2 separate regions of the Homo sapiens genome follow, and region 2 is linked to region 1. The links are chromatin loops, found by intact Hi-C in ENCODE. Cell type or tissue: dorsolateral prefrontal cortex. All regions are shown on one strand. Each heading gives the region's core, and the rest is flanking DNA. Links, peaks and the distances in the headings are about the cores only.

Evidence for each region. Hi-C counts contacts between places; a loop is a spot of excess contacts. Peaks named below come from ENCODE experiments on the same cell type or tissue, not always from the same donor. Only the 100,000 strongest peaks of a DNase experiment are listed, where the experiment ranks them.
Region 2: a loop joins it to region 1, with 5 times the contacts of the local background. A loop is called at or near these places in 79 of 110 quality-filtered maps.

What each region holds. Positions count from the first base shown.
Region 1 is chr17:45,097,778-45,100,683 of GRCh38, forward strand. It overlaps NMT1 (N-myristoyltransferase 1), which reads left to right. Exons shown (of 12, transcript NM_021079.5): 7 at 605-775; 8 at 1,628-1,736. Among named protein-coding and RNA genes, the nearest start is that of MIR6784, 15 kb to the right of the region's middle. RefSeq lists enhancers at 351-851, 852-1,352, 1,764-1,813. In dorsolateral prefrontal cortex, for the core only: CTCF peaks have their summits at 1,537 (motif pointing left) and 1,736; a DNase peak (open chromatin) is centred at 1,524; H3K27ac peaks cover 2,500 bases.
Region 2 is chr17:44,916,052-44,918,902 of GRCh38, forward strand. It overlaps LOC105371793 (a long non-coding RNA gene), which reads left to right and starts at 2,668. Exons shown (of 2, transcript XR_934781.3): 1 at 2,668-2,851. In dorsolateral prefrontal cortex, for the core only: no CTCF peak of the experiment used is centred there; a DNase peak (open chromatin) is centred at 1,050; H3K27ac peaks cover 1,570 bases.

The DNA of each region.
Region 1 (2,906 bases), core at 292-2,791:
GGGATTACAGGCATGCGCCACCACACCTGGCTAATCAGAGGCTCATTTTTGAACGCCTGTACCAGTCACACATGGAAGCACTTGAACAGCAGCAGAAATGGGCCAGAGCGAGTGTGACCCAGATTCAGATAGTCCTTGGGGCCTGTGATCTCTGCTCTTCATTTTCCCTGGAAGTGTTGAAACCATCTGCCTGCCACAGTCTTCAGGGCTTATTACCAGCTGTGTTCTTGAGGGAATCAGAACCCTTGAAACCCTAGAATTGCCTTGACCTGCCCCGTGGGTTCCCTGTGCTGCTTCCCTGCATGCTAAAGGTGGGATTCCCCAGCCAACTCCTAGGGACTCATCAGGGAGATGCTGGTGGTACCTTCAAATAAAGGTGTTTGCTTGGGTCCCACCTTCCTTTGGAAATAGATTCTGTTGAAGTGAGGCAGGCTCCTTGCCTGGTGGAGTGTGGTGGGGAGTCCCAGTACTGAGTGCAGGTGGCAGCTAAAAGTACACCCGTGCTGCAGACCTGGTCCTTCTAGGTGTGGCTGCACGTGCTTGATGGGATCACCATTCCCTTCCCTGTTAAAAACCTTGTCACCTGGATTTTTCCCCCTCTTAGAGAGAAGAAGATGGTAGAGATCAACTTCCTGTGTGTCCACAAGAAGCTGCGTTCCAAGAGGGTTGCTCCAGTTCTGATCCGAGAGATCACCAGGCGGGTTCACCTGGAGGGCATCTTCCAAGCAGTTTACACTGCCGGGGTGGTACTACCAAAGCCCGTTGGCACCTGCAGGTAAAACTGTCTTCCTGTAAGGCCCCAAAAATGCGGGTGTCTGCACTGTAGTTGAGGAGCATGTGCCACTGTGAGTCACAGCTCCGCCCTTAGCATCCCACCTCTGGCGTATCTGGTAAGGCGGGCACTTGGTGCCTGCAGGAGCCAGATGGGGAGCATGGAGAGGGCGGGAGGGTTGTAGGGATGGCAGATTGGCAAGTCCCTGCCTTGTCTGGAGGGCTCTTGGTGTCTGCTGGCTGCTGCCATTTGGAGATGGTGGGGGGCGGTACTGGTGGTTTGTTTTTGTTTTTAGGGATGAGCCCAAATCTGGATTTTTATGGGAAATGTCCTAAAGTTTTAAATGGTTGGCTCAAATTGTTTTGAATATTGTGTGCACCAAATAGAGCAAGTCAGCTATGTGATCTAAGGGCAACCTCTGCCTTAGAAAGTTGTTTAAAACAATTGAATAATCTCTCCTTAGAGAACTTTAAAAGTAAAAACACCAGGTGTGAAAGCAGAAGGGGAGGAGGGAGGAGGGTGAGTGCCTCTGCCATCATCTTCTGGGCATGACTACAGTCCTTTTCCGTTGACTTGATTCTAGGAGTGAGGATTGGTCTCCCCAGACAACCGCTGTAGCAAAGGAATAGTTTTTGAAATTGAGCAAGAAAAATAGGGAGAAAGAAAATCCAGGAGGAGCTTTGGCAGCACTCACTGTGGGGAGGGGGAGGCTGGAGAGCAGGGTGACACCACTGACTCCGGAGGCACCTGATGTGTCTCTCACGCCACCTGCTGGCCAGCTGGGGTCTCCCTGCCATTGTCCTTGTAATAGGGATTGGCCAGAACCCTGAGGACAGGACATTTGTGTCCCCACAGGTATTGGCATCGGTCCCTAAACCCACGGAAGCTGATTGAAGTGAAGTTCTCCCACCTGAGCAGAAATATGACCATGCAGCGCACCATGAAGCTCTACCGACTGCCAGAGGCCAGTGCTGCCCCGGGTGGTGGGCAGGGGGCAGAGAGAGGGCAAGGAGAGCCTGGCTGTCAGCAGGAGAGAAGGGCTCTGGGTGGAGAGGGAGCTTTCTCCTACTGGAAAAGCGAACCAGCCCATAGTCTTCAGATTTCCTGGACTTTCTATTTCTGTTATCTGAAGCAGGATTTTATTTTAGTTTAACTTTCTCAGTTCCTCTGAGTCTGTGCCTGGACTAGCTTCTCTGCCATCTGTTGAAAGGCTCAGAGAACACCTATTCTCTGTAATTTTAGCCTAAGTAAAGCATAAATAGAATGATGAATCCACTTAGTGAACCTTCATACACACGGCAGCGCGTTCCAAAGCCCAGCGCAGATGCACTACAGGGTCTGTGACGCCCCTCTGCCGGGTCAGGTAAAGGGTGACCTGAGCTTGTGAGGGATCCCCGATTTCTAATCCCAATTTCCCCACCCAGATTTGGCTGAAGGACTGGGCAACCTTAAAGTGAGCTGCTTTTCTGTTCTGGGTCTCAGTTTTCCTAGTTTCCCAAAGAAACAAATGCTCCAACTGTGGCTGGCTTCAGGTAGGGATTCTTTTTTTTTTGTTTTGAGACAGGGTCTCATTCTGTTGCCCAGGCTGGAGTGCAGTGGCACAGTCACAGCTCACTGCAGCCTCGACCTCCCAGACTCAACTGATTCTCCCACCTCAGCCTCCCAAGTAGCTGGGACTACAGGCGTGTGCCGCCATGCCCGGCCAATTTTTGTTTTTATAGAAACGGGGTTTTGCTGCCAGGCGCAGTGGCTCACGCCTGTAATCCCAGCACTTTGGGAGGCTGAGGTGGGCAGATCACGAGATCAGGAGATCAAGACCATCCTGGCTAACACGGTGAAACCCCGTCTCTAGTAAAAATATAAAAAATTAGCCAGTCGTGGTGTGGTGGGTGCCTGTAGTCCCAGCTACTTGGGAGGCTGAGGCAGGAGAATGGCATGGACCCGGGAGGTGGAGCTTGCAGTGAGCCAAGATCACGTCATTGCACTCCAGCCTAGGCGACAGAGCGAGACTCCGTCTCAAAATAAAAGAAGCCTGGGCGTGGTGGCTCACGCCTGTAATCCCAGCACTTTGGGAGGCCAAGGCAGGCGGATCACGAGGTCAGGAGATCGAGACCATCCTGGCCAACACGGTGAA
Region 2 (2,851 bases), core at 1-2,500, 180 kb before region 1:
CCAACTTTTTGATTTCATAACCCAGGCATTATCTCACTCAGCTGTAAGTGCCTGCAAGGTGCTGGGAATTTGGCGAAGAATGAACCTGTTCTGTACCCTCAAGGGCCACCTCATTTCCTACTAGGCCTCATTCCCAGCAGACTCCTGGAGTCCTTCCCTTGAACACAGATGTCCCACATTCCTGCTCTCTGCCCATTCATTCCCTGGAGTTCTGGGGCTGGGGGCTGGGATTGGACACCAGCCCTTTGTCTAAGGGTCAATCATGGCCTCTATGTGGCAGTGGAGGTCCTGATAGGGCAAGAGGGGGCCGGCACTCTCTTGCCTTATCAGGACTTTAGCCCCTGGATCTGTCCCTCCAGGTCACCCCTTCCTTGTCTGGCCTCCCTGTGCCTCTCTCCCAGAGACCAGGCCTTGACAGCTCCACAAAGCCGTTACACATGAGCTGGCTGTGCTGGCTCGTCTTTATTCCTGCAGCGCCCCGTTTCCCTGGCCACCCCTCCGTCTCCCACTGGAGATTTATTTCCTCGAGTTCCCACACATCAGCCTGGAGAGATGGGAAGAACCTCTGGGGATGGATGGGTTTGGAAACGCTGGAGCCACTGGGCCCAACTAGGAGCCTGAGACCTGGGCCCTGTTGTCCCTGGAGACTTCAGGTCCATCTACGCCCTCCACTCTGGTCCCACAGGGTCAGAACCCTGCCCAGTCCCCTCACCCATTTGTGTCCTTGGACTTCTGGGAAGCAGACAGCCCTCCTCTCCCCCCCTGCCACCCACTGTCCATGCCTGGGCATCCCCTGATCCCCTTTCCTGGGCACAGGCTGAATAGAGCCTTGTTCTCCACCGCCGGTGGCGCCACACAGCAAGGGCAGCCCCTAGGGGGCTGTGCTGCTTTTATCCCAAGATGCCAGGCTGTCAGGCTGGGGTGCAATGCAAGCCCCCTGCTCAATGGGCTTCTCGGAAGGCATTTGAGGGGGGCTGGGGTGCGGCGGGAAGCAGGCACTGTGCCCACCCCGAACATTGTGTCTGTGCCAAGGTGAGTCATTCACTGGGCATGAAGAGGAGGCCCTGGGGGGCGGCCAGCCCAATGCTGCCAGGTCTGCTTGCAGACAAGGCCTGGCTGTCTGCCTCCTCCCCAGCTCACAGAGCCAGCTCAGGCCCCCGAGCCTCTGTCAGAGCAGCGTCCCCTACTCCACACCAGGATATGTTCTTTTTTTTTTTTTTTTTTTTTTTGTCTTTTGAGACAGGGTCTCACTGTTGCCCAGGCTGGAGTGCAGTGGCGCAACCACGACTCACTGCAGCCTCAACCTCCCAGCCTTAAGTGATCCCCTCACCTCAGCCTCCTGAATAGCTGGGACTACAGGTGTGTGTCACCACACGTGGCTGATTTTTTAACTTTTTTTGTAGAGATAGGGTCTTGCCATGTTGCCCAGGCTGGTCTAGAACTTCTGGGCTCAAGTGATCCTTCCACATCAGCCTCCCAAAGTGCTGGAATTACAGTTGTGCGCCACTGCGCCCAGCCCAGGGTATGCTCTGCATTTGGACATGTGATGGACAGACTGCCTCCTGAGGTCTCCCTCTGTGAGTCCCAGCACAGAGAGGGAGGTGGGAGCTCCTTAGGCTCTAGTCACATCTGACCTGGGCGTAAGCAGTGACATAGGAAAGAGCATCTTGAAGACGGGGTGAGCGCCCAGTGACCTTTGATCCTGCTATGAACTGGGGACCTGGGGAAGGACAGGAGGCTTTAAAGGAAGAGCAAGGCTGGGCATAGTGGCTCATGCCTGTAATCCGAGCACTTTGGGAGGCTGAGGTGGGCGGATCGCTTGAGTCCAGGAGTTCGAGACCAGCCTGGGCAATGTGGTGAAATTTTGTCTGTACAAAAAATACAAAAAAATTAGCCAGGTATGGTGGTGCACTACTGTGATCCCAGCTATTCGGGAGGCTGAGGTGGGAGGATCACCTGAGCCCAGGAGGTGGAGACTGCAGTAAGCCAATGTCGCATCACTGCACCCCAGCCTGGGTGACAGAGACTCTGTCTCAATAAATAAAAAAATAAAATAAAATAAACAAAATAGAAAAGGAAGACTGGGGATAAGCTCTTGTCTGAACTCTGTCTCATCTCTGTGGCTAGGAGTGGCCCGCCTTTCCAGGCTGCCCAGCAAGTCACAGCATGTAGCCTTCCCTTTTGGTTCAAGGGAAGTCTAGTTAAAATAAGGGCAAAGCTGTCCTAGAGAGAAAAGATGTGATGAGCAGGAGGTGCCTGTCATTGAAGCTCAGTGAACTGTCCCTGTGTATGTGAGACACAAGCTTGTTTCAGCATCAGCAGTTGGAGTCCCCCAGCTTTTGCCATCAGCCACCTCCGTGGACCCCTGTCATAGGCCCAGGTGCATCCTCCACCCCTTCTCAACCCTCAGACCTTTCCTCACACTCAACCCTTAACTATCTTGTTTTTGTTTTTTGAGACAGGGTCTTGCTCTGTTGCCCAGGCTAGAGTGAAGTGGTGCTATCACAGCTCACTACAGCCTCAATCTCCCTGGCTCAAGCGATCCACCCACCTCAGCCTCTCTAGTAGCTGGGACCACAGAGATACACCACCATGCCCAGCTCATTTTTGTATTTTACTAGAGACAAGGTTTCGCCATGTTGCCCAGGCTGGTCTCGAACTGTTGGGCTCAAGTGACCCTCCCACCTCTTCCTCCCAAAGTGCTGGGATTACAGGCATGACCTATACAACCGGTACATATAGATCACGCCTGGCCAACCCTTAACTATCTAAAGGTGTCTGCACAGAGAACCAAAGATACAGACAGATTTGGTCGTGGTTGTGTTCCAAACTTTCATTATCTTTTTAATTA